Regions from separate parts of the Mus musculus genome. Here region 1 is linked to region 2. The links are chromatin loops, found by intact Hi-C in ENCODE. Cell type or tissue: gastrocnemius. All regions are shown on one strand. Each heading gives the region's core, and the rest is flanking DNA. Links, peaks and the distances in the headings are about the cores only.

Region 1 (7,447 bases), core at 1,556-6,555, 48 kb before region 2:
CCGGCGTTTGTTTGTCTTAATGTCACCTCTACTTGTAGTCTCAACCCACTTCTGGGACACCACTATCTGTGTTATTTATAAGTCTGGCTAACACAGACGTGGGGGATCAGTGCCCAAGCTTCACCCTGACAAGTGATCAAAACAAGCCTTTTGCTGGGCAAACAGGCCTCTGTCAGGGTCTGTGCCATCACCGTCACCTCTGATTTCTCCAAAGCCACTGTCACATTTCCCTGTAACTGTCCCTAACAATGACGAGGATCAGGGTATCCAGAGGTTCCTCAGGCTGTCTGGAGAGAGTCTTACCTTGCTGGGGTCAGCCACACTGGTCAAGGTGGCATAGAGGCTCTCCAGTCCCTCCCAGTTCTTTCCACACAGCACCAGCCTTGCCCCACCTGCATGGAACACCCGAGCACACTCTGTGGAGGAGAGAGAAGGGAGGCAGGGTTTACCTTGTGAATGGAGCTGTAGAAAGGAGTTCCTGTCTTAGGGACTCCTGATGTCACATCTATCACCATGAGCCTCTCCTCCTAGAGGAGTCATTTCATTTGATCCCCTCCTCAGGCTAGATGTTTTAGGGGTGCTGAGGATAGAACCCCTACCTTGCTTGTGTTACTCGAGTGCTCCAGCACTGAGCTGTAGCCTAGGCTAGGATGGTTTGGTTGTGTGCTGTGCTGCGTTTCTAGCCTCAGCTTGGTGGCTTCTGTGGAGGGAAGCTTGCAGCAGAGAGCAACAAGTCTCTGCTTTGCTGGGTAGTTCTGATGATGAAAATTTCTTATGGAATGGGAAGATGACTCTGTCACTAGCCTTTGAGACCACAGTCTTAGGAACACCTCAACCTATAGGTATTGGTAAGAGCTACCATGTTAGTTCAGACCAAGTACCACCCAGACCTCCATATTCCTCTGTGGATAGAGACTCTAGTCAAGGGTCTTTGCTTACAAGACCCTTCTACACGAAGAACTGCAGGCAACTAAGTCAAGCTAGGAGCAGGACAGGTGACTTTCCTCAGGTGACTTTCCTATATATATAAAATAACTACACCAGAGCTGTCTTCAGACACATGAGAAGAAGGCATCGGATCCCATTACAGATGGTTGTGAGCCACCATGTTGCTGGGAATTGAACTCAGGACCTCTGGAAGAGTAGTCAGTTCTCTTAACTGCCAAGCCATCTCTCCAGTCTCAAAAGGTTTATATTTATATTCATATTCATGAATATACAAAATACACATATGTTTACAATAACAGTTAATGAAAGAAGAGACCATGAATTCAAAAGAGAGTGGGAGGGACATATGGGAGAGTTTGGAATGAGGAGAGGGAGAAATGTAATGAAGTTACAATTGCAAAAATAAACAAAAAGAAAAAAATAGGTGATGTTGTTTTATGCTCCACTCTGAACTAATTCTTGATTAATTTGATATAGGCCTTTCCTTAATTTTTAAAAACATTTATTTTCATTTATTTTGTATACAAGTTTGTATGCATTGTCATGTGCATGCCAAGGTACATATGTGGAGGTCAGAGGACAACTCGAGGGAGTCTGTTATCTCCTTCCACCACACAGATCTCAGGGACTGAACTTAAGTCACCAGACTTGGTGGCAAGCACCTTTATCTCCTGAGCTGTCTCTAGGGCAACACCGGGTAGATACAGGACATTCACATGTAAAAATAGCTTGATACTTTACAGCAGTAAAACCTCCTATGTTCAGACAGTTTATTTGTTCTAGGGATGATTGAGAGAGACATCTATGCATTTGCTCCGCTAATCCTTATTCTGGTCATCCAGGGGAGGGTCTTGCCTAGGCTGGGTCTTCTAAAGCAGTGGCTGGAATGGAGTCCAAACCATGGCAGAGCTTTCTCACCTGTGTGAGAGGAGCAGCCTTTGCACACCATCAGCCATCAGCTGCATGCATTGTCCGCTCAGGGAAGTGCCTAGATGGCAGCACTTCTCCATAAGGTGGCATTCACTGGCACAGGATAAGTCTCAGAGACTTAGCAGCCAACATTCACAGTACCGGAAGGATGGATGAACATAGAGGAGTGCACCAAGCACTATCTCTGACAGAGGCTCTGAAAGCACTCACTCGAGCGTAATATCTAGTTTTGTCTCACTTTGTACCAGGAAGTTGTGGACCTCAGTTGATTGCAGACACTTAAAAGGACAGCCCAGTAAAATGGGTGTTCACCAGAGGCTGTGTATTGTTATTTAAATTATTCTCTTATATATTACATCCTGCCAACAGTTTCCCCTCCCTCCACTCCTTTCAGTCTCTCCTCCTACCTCCTCTTTCTCCCATATCCACTTCTCCAATTACCTTTAAAAAAAAAGAAAAAAAAAAGAAAAAAAAAGAAAAGAAAAGAAAAGAACAGGCTTCCCGGGAATATCAGTCAAACATGGCTCAACAAGTTGCAGTAAGACCAGGCACACCCTTCATATCAAGGCTGAAAGGAGGCAACCAAGTAGGAGGAGAAGGGTCCCAGGTGCTGGCAAATGAGTCAGAGACACCCTCCACTCCCACTCCCACTGTTAAGAGTCCCACAACAACACCAAGTTATACAACCATCAGGTATATGCAGAAGACCTAGTCAAGACCCATTCAAGGACTGTGTTTATTGCTTCAGTCTCTGTGAACCCTATGTGCACTGTTTAGTTGACTCTGTGGGCCACGTTCTCACGGTGTCCTTCACCCCTCTGGCTCTTACAATCCTTCCCCCTCTTCTTTTGCAGGGTTCCCGGGAGCTGCCTAGTGTTTGGCTGCGGGTGTCTGCATCTGCTCCCATCAGTTGCTGGGTGACGCCTCTCTGCTGACAACTGGGCCAGGCACTGGTCTACGAGTACAGCAGAATATCATCGCAAATCACTTTATTAACTTCTTTTGAGCTCTTCTACCTTAAGCACAGCAGCTCTCAGTGACCTTGTGTGACCTTGTGGGAATTTGCTCCTGTAGACTTAGAAGTTTGATTCAGGCAGAGAGGAGGAGGTCAGCTGGACAGGACAGATCCTGGGGTTTTCTACGTGGGCATCATGAACAGGGGCTTTGTGATACTGGAGAGAACCGGGATGCCGGATGATGCAAGGACAAGCAGGCACAAAGGTCAAAGGGTTGCTGGGGAAGAAAGGGAGATTGCACTGTCCTTGGATCTCAATGGGAACAAAAACAGGTGCACTGGCCAGGAGGGTGGCTCAGTGGCAGAGCACTTGCCTAGTTACTATGTGGGAAGACCAGAGGTTGATCCCAGCACTGCAAAAAAAAAATGAGCTTAAGACAGGTGCTCTGAGAATAACCGAGGGAGTGGGAAGGAGGAAACAGTAGCTCCTCACTGAGGGAAATCTGAACCAAGAGCCTACTGCATACCAATGTCACCAAGAATTGTCAGGTCTTCAGGGAGAGATGGTTTCCTCTCAGTTTAGGTGTTTTATTAAGAAAGGAAGTTGGGGCTGAAGAGATGGCTCAGTAGTCAAGGGCACATAACTGCTCTTGCAAAGGACCTGTGTTTGAACCCAAGTGTGATTTCCATCACCCATGTCAGGCGGCTTTCCACCACCTGAAATTCCAGCCACGGGGGATCTGACTCCCTCCTCCAGACTGCCCGGGACACCTACACTCATGTGTGCACCTCCCCATATACAGCATTAAAAATTAAGGATAAAAATAGAAGAGAAAAGGAGACATCTGGGATGAATGTTAGTGACAGAACATTTAAAAGATATTACTTATTCTCTGTGTCAATTTGATGCAGGAAGCGAAGACCCCAGTAGGTCTTAGAAAGTGACAGAGTGATTCTAAAGTCTATGCGGAATGACTCACACACTTTAATCAGAAATGTGAAGAAAAGTGAAGACTATTATGGGGATCTGAAGTGGCACTATTAGGAGGTGTGGCCTATTTGGAGGAAGTGTGTCACTGTGGGGATGCATTTTGAGACCTCCTCCTAGCTCCCTGGAAGCCAGTCTCTCCTGGTTGCCTTTGAATCAAGATGCAGAACTCTCATCTCCTTGTCCAGTACCATGTTGGCCTGCATGCTGCATGCTTCCTGCTATGATGATAATGAACTGAACCTCTGAAACTGTAAGCCAGCCCCAATTAAATGTCTGCCTTTATAAGAGTTGCCTTGGTCGTGGTGTCTCTTCATAACAATAAAAGCCCTATCTAAGACAACTATCTTGAAAAATGTCAGTTACTAAAATAAAATATAAAACTGCCAAAGCTAAAGCAAAATGTTAATAGTTCCAGCATAAGTAAGAACTATCGATAAAAATGATGAGAATTCACTTCCTGTATGATCAAGTTCATTTATTAAATAGGTGAGAAAAGAATATGTTACTTAAAAAATATTTGAGAGCAGGGCTCGGTTGGTGAGATGGCTTAGTTAGAAGAAGACACCACTCTTGCAGAGGACCTGAGTTCTCAATACCTGTGTCAGCCAGCTCACCTCTAAGTCTAGCTCCAGAGGATCTCATGCCCTCTGCTGGCCTCCACAGGCATTGCACTCACTTGCACATACCCCCCCCCCCACCCCCCACATACACATAACTAAAATAAAATGAATCTTTAAAAAATAGTATTTGAATGCCTACTTGGGAGGGAAAAAGCTAGTTGCATTATTTTATAATATACTAAGTTGATAGATGTAAAAAGGGAACCACAAAAGAGCTAGAGAGGTGAATCTGGTCTCTTATTGGGGGAGATCTTTAGACCATGTCCCAAAGAAACAAATTGTATCAGAACTAATTTATTGATTTTTAATTCTTTTTTTTTACATAAAAGACATAAAAAGTACTTATAATTTATATGTCAGCAAAGAGCTAATTTATTCAATATGCAAAAGACTTTACAAATAAGAAGGACCAACTGGAAAAAATGCAATTTACGAACAGAAGATTAAGAGTCAATACCCATGACATGATAAAGAGATGCAACTTAAGCCACACACTAAGTTTGATCCATCAGATGACAAAGGACAAAACTGGTCTTAGTCTTAGCAAGGTGTGAGCAGTGGCTTAGCTCACATTCACTCTAGTATCTGCATGAATTGCTAAAGGTTTGGGGGAGAAAATGTTGACTGTATCCTGAGAAGGGCTTTGATTTAGCAACTTTATTTACGGATATTTCTCCTAAAGCAATCATTAAGAATGTCTGTGTAGACACAGCTGTAGGATTGCTTATCCCAGTGCCATGGCCAACAGTAAGATCCTGGAAATATTTGCAAATGTCCCATATAATAGGAGGTTGGTTAAGTTACAAGCCGTTAAAACAGACCCTCCCCCCCTGAGCTCCCAGGGACTAAACCACCAACCAAAGAGTACACATGGAGGGACCCATGGCTCCAGCTGCATATATAGTAGAGGATGGCCTTATCTGGCATCAATGGGAGGGGAGGCCCTTGGTCCTGTGAAGGCTCAATGCCTCAGTGTAGGGGAATGCTAGGGAGGGTGAGGAGGAAGTGCATGGGTGGGTGGGGGAGCACCCTTATAAAAGCAGGGGGAGGAGGATGGGTTAGGGAGTTTGTGGAGGGGAAACCAAGAAAGGGGATAACATTTGAAATGTAAATAAATAAAATATCCAATAAAAAAACCTGATTTCACAAAAATGAATCTGTTGGTATGAAATTCATATTAAAGTATGTTTAAAACATAAGAGTTTTAGAAACAGCTTGTCAGGGGCTGGAGAGAGGCTCAGTGGTACTTACTGCTCTTACAGTGGACTTGAGCTTCAGTTCCAAGCACCCACTTTGGGGGCACTTATAAGTGCCTGAACCTCCAGCCTTAGGGGAATCTGATACCCTATTCTGGCCTCCTTGGATATCTGTACTCACGTGCAGGCACACCCCTCCCTCATGAATACACATAAATAAATCTTGTTTTAAAATTGTAGCTGAATCAAAGCTACAATTTGAATATGTATGTTTGATTTTAAAGCAAGGGAGCACTGCGTGTATACACTGTTACTAGGGCATTAAGTTGGTAATTTCAGAGGCACTAAGATAAAATAGATATAAAATCTCAGAGTTAGTTGCTAGTCCAAGATGCATGTTTCCAAAGGAAATAACTGCTTTATGAAGTCATTCCTTTTGTCCTAAAATAAGACACAATAGATTAAAAAGGATGAGGTAAAGAGGGAGGAGGAGGAGGAGGGAAGGAAGAGGGGGGCTTGGGATGCGGGTTTCTCAGGAGAGGTCAGTACGAGCTTTTGCTCACGGGCCAGGGTTGGGATAGGCTTCCTCCCATCATCTCCAGGAGAAAAGGCAGCTACAAGTCCTTTGAGTGGCTTGCTAAGAGTTCACTGCCTGTGGGAACCCAGACCAGAAGGGTCTCTATGGTATTGCCAACCACCAAAGCAGGGCTCAAGGGAAGTAACACCATGGGAGAAGTCTACATGCTCCACTTTCCAGATGTGCAGCTGGAGGCTTCAACGGAAGCCTCTGAGGGACATAAAGGTGCCATAATAGAAAGAAAACACCCAGATGCCTACCTTGCCCCAGTGCTGGGGTTGAAGCCCGAGACCTATGTGCTAAGCAAATACATTCTCACTGAACTATACCACCAGTCATGTGCCCCGCTCATGTAGTCTAGAGCCATCTTATAATGTGTCCCTCAGGTAAGCATGTCTCTTGTTCTGTTCTATGTCTCCCTTTCTGCTTGCTTTTCCCTAGAAAGGTCAGACATGATTGAAAGCTCAGGCCAAGGAGAATGGGGGTATGGAAAAAAAAAAACAAAGAAAACGGGCATATTGGTTATGAATCAGGCCTATTGGGGACTTGCCACAACCGAAGGATTGTGTATAACGTCTCTAATCAGAAAGTCTGAAGACAGCCTGGCCTTTTCTCCCCTCCCTCAGTTTCCCCTCTGGACTGAATTGAACAGGACTGAACTGTTCCACTGTACTCTTGGTCCCCTTCCACAGCAGTGACTGAGCGGTCAACCTCACCAAGGAGCAGAGAGGAAACGAAGCCAAACATCCGCACAGGATGCTTCTCAGTGAAGCAGTTGTATGTGTGTTTTATGTTTTATTACTTAAAAATTCACTCATTTTTCATAATTACGGTCTTGACAATTGTGGAATTTTTGTCACCTGGTTTGGAGGGAGAGGGCCCAGCTGTGGCTGTGACTGGCTGGAGGGGGTGAGGCAGCCATGATGGCTACATTTTTCACATCATCGCAAGGGGGTTCAAAGGGTTTGAAGAGTTTCCCACATTCCCATCTCTGCTGTGGGGTGGGAGGAATGAAGATGTGACTCAAGAAGTCTGATGTCCAGGTCTGGGGATGTCATTCTCCACACGAGGCTGCATTTGGCCAATCCGCACTGCTGAGAGGGGAACAGGCTGGGCCTCACTGCCCCTTCTCGGCTCATCCACTCTCTAATAGTGGGACATATCCACAAGGTCTCACAACTTGTCCAGGCTGATCTTGAACTTGCAGCCCTCCTGCATCAGCCTCCAGAG
Region 2 (7,447 bases), core at 830-5,829:
GTTTGGAAAAGAGCCTCCTAAATATCAAGAGGTGCAGATGAATTCTTTGAGATGCGATTACAGGAGTGTGTTTATGTGACACAGAGGAAGTCAGATGGTGGACACATGGGTTGTCTGGGATCTAGAACTGACCAGTGAGGCTGGGTGCTGATTGTGAAGAAAATTGTTCTGTACTGTCACTCTGTAGAGAAGAATGATACAGAGGCACAGAAGGTGTCAAGGCATGAAAGGGGCAGAGAAAGATGGTTTGGGAAGCCATCATTTACAGTATGGGATCTTGAATGGAGAGATTCAGGGAGATTATGATGGAGAGTCTGGGAGCTTCCAGATTGGTCCACAAAGAAATGGTGGCATTGGTTTAGATCCAGGCAGAGTCAGAAGTTGGACAAGAAGGAAAAGGTTAAAGAAAATACTGGGGGTAGAATACATAGATCAGATGGAACAGAAATTGAAGGACAGAAAGCAGGAAATAGATTATTAAAAACAAATGTGGGCACCTTCGATTCCCTGACCCCCAATCAGCACAGCCTTATGTTTCACCTGACCCAGTGTTAACTCATTGTCATCTGGGTGGTACCCGGCTTTTCTTCCTCTTCATTTCCCATGGTGCCATGGTAGTGCTAGCCCATCAGCCTCTTCTTATCTGGCTGCTTCCTGGTGTCCTTATTGCCACAGCCTCAGACCTCATCCCCTGCAGCAACCTCCATAGAGCTTTCTAAACTCCCAGCCACTGTGTTGGCTCCCCATGTCAAGAACCATGATTGGCATCTGTGACCTTCTGCAACTTGGCCCTGCTGACCAGTCTGGCATCCTTCCTGCCTTCTCTTCTTCCCCTCAGACAAAATGAGTAGCTCCTCAGCTCCTCTAGATCCATCTATCTAGCTGTTGTTAGCAGACACTTAGGTCCTTACCCCACTGCCTCAGCTTCCCTGTATTCTAAAAGAAGTGAGGAAACAGAAATTATCAAATGAAAATTGTTGATTTATGAGTTGGCCTAGCTCGTAGTGTCAGGAAGAGTCCAATGTTCTTACCGTCATGACTGTGGTGACTTACAACTTGTAGAGACAATATCCAGAAGATACATTCATCTACCTAAGGCAGGTCAACCATCCATTCTTGGAGGAAGGTGAGTCAGCTCCAGGTTCCCTTCCATCATCTCTGTTCTGTTACAGTCCATCAGTTGAGTTAATTTGTATTCAACTCAGGTCTAAAGAAAGTAAGGTAGACATCATACCTTAAAAATAGCCTACTATTGAAAAATCTGAAGGCTCTTGTGGGATGGTGGATGTGCACTTCTCACCTGCTCCAGCCCTAGCAGAGTAGTTTGCCTCTTGGCCCATCCCTTTGCGAAGTACAAGGTCTTTCGCACCTTTCTTTGGAGGGCACTTTCAAGTTTGGGTTCCTATATACCTGTTAAAGACACCAATTTTGCAAGTGAAAAGAGGTGTTAACCTCATGGCCCAAAGGAGAGACATGAGCATCTCTTTCTTTCCCACCAGACTCCAACCCATTCTTTCAGCATGGGATCATGGCTACATCGTCCTCTTACCACAATGGATGGATGGATACACTGTCTTCCTCTAATTATGGCTGCATCTCATGATGACTGCACTGTTCCTAGCTTAGGCCTGAGTTCACTCTTCTCTGCAGGATTCCTCCTTAAGGCTCTGCCTATAAGTCTAACCCAGCCCTCAGTTAATTGTGATTGATAAATAAAGATGCCAACAGCCAGTAGTTGGGCAGAAGAGACATAGGTGGGGTTGAGGTTTCATGGATTTGAAAAAAGAAGACCAAAAGGAGAGAAGGAGGAGAATGAAGCCACCATGGAATATTGGAGGAATGTATAAGAAAAAAAAAAGACAAGCCACCATAAATTAGCTAAGACATAAAAACATGGCCCCGAGGGCTACCCAACTAGAGTTAAGAGCAGCCCATATTAAACATAAAAAATAATAAGTAGTAACTTGAGATTATCGATAAGAAGTAAATTCTAACAGCATGAAGGGTAGGCAGCTGCCCAACTGTTATGCTGCTTAAGTCATTTGTAAATATAAAGGCTGTGAGTTTTTCCTTATTCCGGGAACTCAACAGCCAAAAGTTGGATAGAACCCTGGGTGGGGATTTTTAATATTTTCTTACTACAAATTCTCCATCTGTATTTCCCATCCTTCTAGAAAATTCCTCCAGCTTCTCCCCTGAAGCTGATGGAGCCTTGTCTTTCTGAGGCCTCTCTTAGCATTTATGACAGTTTATGACCTTTCATGTGCACTCTCCTAGCTCAGCTTTGAGCTGTGCACTCAGCAGAGCATTGCGAGTGGCATGGACAGCCCAAATGCCAAGTGTCATCATCATCATCATCGTTATTATTGTCATTTTCTTATTGAATCAATATTTAATAAGTACCCACTGGGTGCCAAACACTGGAAAACATTATTGACCAAACCAGATTAAAATCCTTCTAGGGCTCACATTGTAGTGAGGACAGACAAGAGTCATAGGCAGCCTCTGTTATGTATAGATGTGATATACTGTAGACATGATGAAACTGGAGATGGAATGGGAGGATAAGAGTCAGGGCAATGGGCAGCTGAAGGACTATGCAATGGCAAAGTGATACTTAGTCTAGACTAGGTATTTGAACCAAGAGGGGGCCATGTTCAGGAGAGAGCACAGAACAAGCTGTGCCATGCTATTGGAGAGTAGCATGCCTCCAAGAAGGGGAGATGGTAAACACAGATGGAGTGAAGGGGGAACGGGAGCAACATGAGGTGAGCGCAGAGACTGGGAACCCACTCTCTACAACCTTTGTGCATGGCCACAGAAGGACTCTCACTAAACCTTAGAAAGCCCTTAAAAGATTTCAAGCAGAAACATGACAACTGGGCTATCCATAGATGTGAGGGAAATACCATCAGCAAAGTTAGCAATAAACCAAGGAAGATAAAAGAGTTCTAACTAGGAAGGAGGTGGAAGGTAGAAAGTAGGGTCGGATCCAGGATCTATGTGAAGTTAAGTATGGCTTGCTTGTGGATCAGGCTAGAGGCAAAACGAGAGAGCAGAAATAGTTCTAAGGCTCTCTCTCTGTGTGTGTGTGTGTGTGTGTGTGTGTGTGTGTGTGTGTGTGTGTGTGTCAGGATGGGGCAGATTTGGAGAAGCCAGAGTTTGCCTGGAGCCTATTGTCTGAGATGTCAGTTGGGCAAGTGGATGTACTTCATGTGTATTGTAGGTACTGACCAATTAAACCTGCAATTTAAGTGACTGGCCCATCATCTGCACACACGGACACTCTCACTCAGTCTTCTCTCACATCACAGAAGACAGGCAGCAGTTAACGGACCCAGTTCCCGATGACGAAATCCATTAAGACTCAGAGAATGTAAAGCTGGATCCAGGACACCAGCTCCGAAGTTGGTTTATCATATCGAGTCAGTGTGCTTTGCCACCCCTTGTGTTCTCTTCTTCATGGCGCCACCTCTTGGCCATTAGCGAGAGGTGCTTCACTGAGCATGCCCAGATGAGCATCTCCCAGTAGACTACCTTACAGGGCTAATCTCTGAATCACTGGGAACGTTTAACTTTGGAGACACATGTAAACACTACAGACATTAAAGGATCATGGTTAGTTACAACATCTAGAGGTTTCGTGGTTTCTTCCCATCCCAAATAAACAGTAGGGATGCTAATGAGCTCCCAAACGGAGAAACGAAACCCTCTTTCCCTGGGATTTTCCACAGCTTTTTAGCTGAGGGTGAGGACCTTCCAGCGTGCTCAGGGAACTGGCTGTGTGTTTTGACCTTTCTTCTAGAGCCTTGTTTACTTTCAGAGAGCCCAGGAAGGGCCTACAGACACTGCTTGGCTCAGGGGACTTGGCAGAAGCAAGAGAACTCCACAGATACTTGGCAGGATGAGTCAGAATGCTCAGAGAACCACAGCTTCAAACAAAACGTGAGTCTACCAGCTTTCTGATAAAGCACCTAGGGCTGGAACTTGGGGCACCTCAGGGGATGGCTGGCTTTAGGGGGACACGAGACCTTCCACCAGCACTTCTGCTCCAGATTCTACTAGGAAAGGTCCCCAACCACCAGAACAGCAACTCCCATTGGTGGCCAGGAAATTGAGTCCTCTGTGAGAAGAAACAAGAAAGCGTATATGGTATCTCAGTCTTGGCACCTGCTGTGTTCCATGTCTGGAACAACTTCCCCAAACAACCTAACATTCCGATTCAGTTCAGTTGTCTCCTAGCAAGTGAGACTTGTTCAAAGTGGCCCAGTGGCAACTTCTACCACTTACCTCATCCAATTCCCCTATTGCGCCTGCCTCTCTATCTCTATCTGATATTCCTGGATGCTTGTTCCTTATCTAGCCCTGTCTCCAAAACGCACATCCAGTGGCAGCTGGAGACTTGTGAGACTGAAGGATGTAGGAAGACAAGGTTCTGGGGCCAGACTTGGTCACGTATCCAAAGTCTTCCTCTACTGGCTGTGAACTTGCACTTGTTATTTCACTCTTGGTGCCTGTGCTTCCTTCCGCATCCCAAGGGGATCATATCTGCTGCATGGGATCATCACGAAGCTTGGGGAAGTCAAGAGACGTACGTTTTGTAGGAAAGTCTTGGCGTGTAGTGAGCAGACTCTAATTAGGAGTTATGTTCTATCACCAGGATCCAGAGAAGACACTGCTCAGTTACTCATCCCAGCAGCTCAGCAAAAGCAGAGTAAAACCAACTCACCCTGCAGACTTCCTCCACACATTTTCTTCTTCTTTCCCTTCCTCTCTCTCTCCCTTCCCATCTTGTCTCCATGACAGGGTCTAGTAGACTTCAAACTGGGGATCTTTCTGCTTCAGCCTCCTGACTTCTACAGAGCGCTCTCTCTCTCCCTCCCTCCCTCCCTCTCCCTCCCCCCTCTTTCTATGTATGCCCAGTTCCACAAATTTTCTTTCCAAGGCAGGATAGAAAGGGGTGGGGGTGGGTGTGGGTGGATGATTCTTGGGGACATGATCTAGTAGAATGCATTGGCAGCAGCAGGAACCAGAATTCCAACACAATTAACATTTCTTCTTTGCTAAGCATGAATCTGCAATTTTCTAAAACTCTCACTGGAAACCCCACATAGAGGGAAAGAGCAGGTACTAAACTTCTTCTATAACCCCAGTAGCTTCTGATTTTATTTGATCAGTCCATAATTCCAGGGAGGGTGTCTCTGGACCCCTCTCATAAAAGAGGGGGAGGATAAAAGGTTTCTTTAGCAACCTTTTGAGATGCAGCTTGGGAGTCACTGAAAGGGTGCATATAGCTAATGTTCAGACAACTAAGTGCTTGCTCTCTCTTGAGAGCTGGTGCCCACCCTTGGGTTTGGCATCCTCTGAGCACCCCTCTGTGTTAACCCTTGTGCTTAAACCTATATTAAAATATATAATAAAACCCCCAATTGTGTGTCACTGTACTGGCAATTCCTGACATTCCTTTCATCATCAAAGCCCTGAATCCTGGTAGACTGGTCCCTAGAAGCTTTGGGGAACTCCCCAGGCTAATGGGGGTGACAGTGTGGAGCTATGTCTCGGTGTCCTCACTGCTAATACATACAAGACTGGATTCTGCAACCCTTTGGGAACATATTTTCTCTACTTTCTCATTGTCTCCCTAAAGCCACCTACTTGTCCAAAAGTCTGCTTACCCATGTTCAAGGTCAAGTGTAAAGGGAAGCATAGGAGAGAGGAGGAAGTGTAGGGGAATTTGATGCACAGGGAATATCTTTTTTTTTTTTTTCCATTTTCAGTCATGCCATACTCAGTAATGAAGCACCTTAGACACAGATACAGATTTTAGGGAGTTTGGAGTCATGTGGGGTACACAAGCAGCGTGACTAACTGATGGAACAAAAGTATAAGATGCTAGGAGCCACAAGGAGGGCACTGCTGTATTTTCGGGGCACAGAAGGCTGCCCAAGCTGAGATAGAGAGCAAGAATGTTCTTGGCAGAAGGAAGAACATAAACTCAGGGTCAAAGAGCTGGTAGGCTTCCACTTCTGGGGAGAGATGGGAAATTCAGCATTGCCCTTGCCTGGGATGCCGTCCACTGCTCTCCTGTGGCTGGCTATCCCACGCCATCACTGTTCACCTCCATGGTTCCTTTTAAGAGGTGACTTGGAGTGTTTCAATGTAGAGAGGAAGAAAACACACATGGGTCTGTAGACCCCTAGAGAGGAGAGTCCACCTTTACTGCTTGAAAGATTTATGCATTGTAGGTTGAAGCACAGAGGGTCATAACTCAGAACAGGCATTGGTAGGACGTCTGTGGCAGATTGGAGAAGGCTAGGGCTGGCTAGGCTGGAGGGAGGAAGAGAGAGATGAGCCAGGAACTATCTTAGCAACTGCCTCTGGTGTCAAGAGGATGTATTTAAGAGAAGAGGGAAGATGGGATGCAGGTTGTCAAGGAAACGATCTGCTGATGTGAAAGTGCAGATCAAAGGGTACCAAAGTCTCTGGTTTCTGGCTTTGACTTATGAGATGTGAGATTGGGCACGAGAAGAGGCCTTGCCTTTTGATTTCTCCTGGCTTCTAGTTGTTTCTCTACTGAATCCTTTGTCATCTTAACTTGAGCCAGAAAAACACCCTTCTCCTCCACCCATTCAGTTGTGGCTAACTTTTTTCATTATTTAGTTGGAATTTGAAATTCCTTCCAAGAAGTAATTGTGTGTGTGTGTGTGTGTGTGTGTGTGTGTGTGTGTGTGTGTGATGTGTGTGGGGTATGAGTGCTATGGAGACATCCATGCCAGTCTACCATGGCAATGTATTTGACTTTTGTCACTGCGTTCCATGTTCTAGCTCTCAGAGTCCCCCCCCCCCCCCCCAGGTACAAGAGAGTCCTTAATGAATTGTTTGGTTTCATCTCACTAGAATCTGCATCTCTCACTCTGGCTGTGACTCACTTTCTTTACAGCTGGGGAACTGGCATGCGTTTGGCTGTCTTGAGTCTGCTGGTTCCTGTTGGGCACAACGGGCCTTACAATGGACTCTCCGCATCTAGGAGCCCCCTTTAAAGCCTTATTTCCTGCTTGAGTTGGCAGAACTCTGTGTTCCCTATACAATTTTACTGTGTGACAGGTCCCATTTCTTAAAGGGCTCAAAGTGACACATGTGGTTTATCTCAAGTCTACCTGGTTTATGCTAAAATGCCAAAGCTATGCTAACTGCATACTTTGAATGAAGCCCACAGTGTCTATCTTATCATCAATCTTACATTTGTAAATTGATTGAGAACAAACTGTCACCATCCTATTAGACACCACTCTTAAGCCCTAGCCTATGCAAAATAGGTATGCAAAATAGACTTTATGTATAGTGGTCACTTAACACATGCTGAATCAAAGACTATGAATTCTGAATCAATGGGTCTTCGGTGGAGCCTGGGTCTCAATATTTTCCCCAGGTAATTCTTGTATGCCGT

The links. A loop is a pair of places that touch in the nucleus more often than their neighbours do. Peaks named below come from ENCODE experiments on the same cell type or tissue, not always from the same donor. Only the 100,000 strongest peaks of a DNase experiment are listed, where the experiment ranks them.
Region 1: a loop joins it to region 2, with 4 times the contacts of the local background. A loop is called at or near these places in 9 of 42 quality-filtered maps.

The regions. Positions count from the first base shown.
Region 1 is chr11:67,802,752-67,810,198 of GRCm38, reverse strand. Dhrs7c (dehydrogenase/reductase (SDR family) member 7C) reads right to left here. Exons shown (of 7, transcript NM_001013013.2): 3 at 304-416. Among named protein-coding and RNA genes, the nearest start is that of Dhrs7c, 8.2 kb to the right of the region's middle. In gastrocnemius, for the core only: CTCF peaks have their summits at 1,927 and 4,453 (motif pointing left); no DNase peak of the experiment used is centred there; H3K27ac peaks cover 724 bases.
Region 2 is chr11:67,753,989-67,761,435 of GRCm38, reverse strand. Glp2r (glucagon-like peptide 2 receptor) reads left to right here. Exons shown (of 13, transcript NM_175681.3): 4 at 3,824-3,945. Among named protein-coding and RNA genes, the nearest start is that of Glp2r, 13 kb to the left of the region's middle. In gastrocnemius, for the core only: a CTCF peak has its summit at 3,481 (motif pointing left); DNase peaks (open chromatin) are centred at 3,453 and 3,899; H3K27ac peaks cover 886 bases.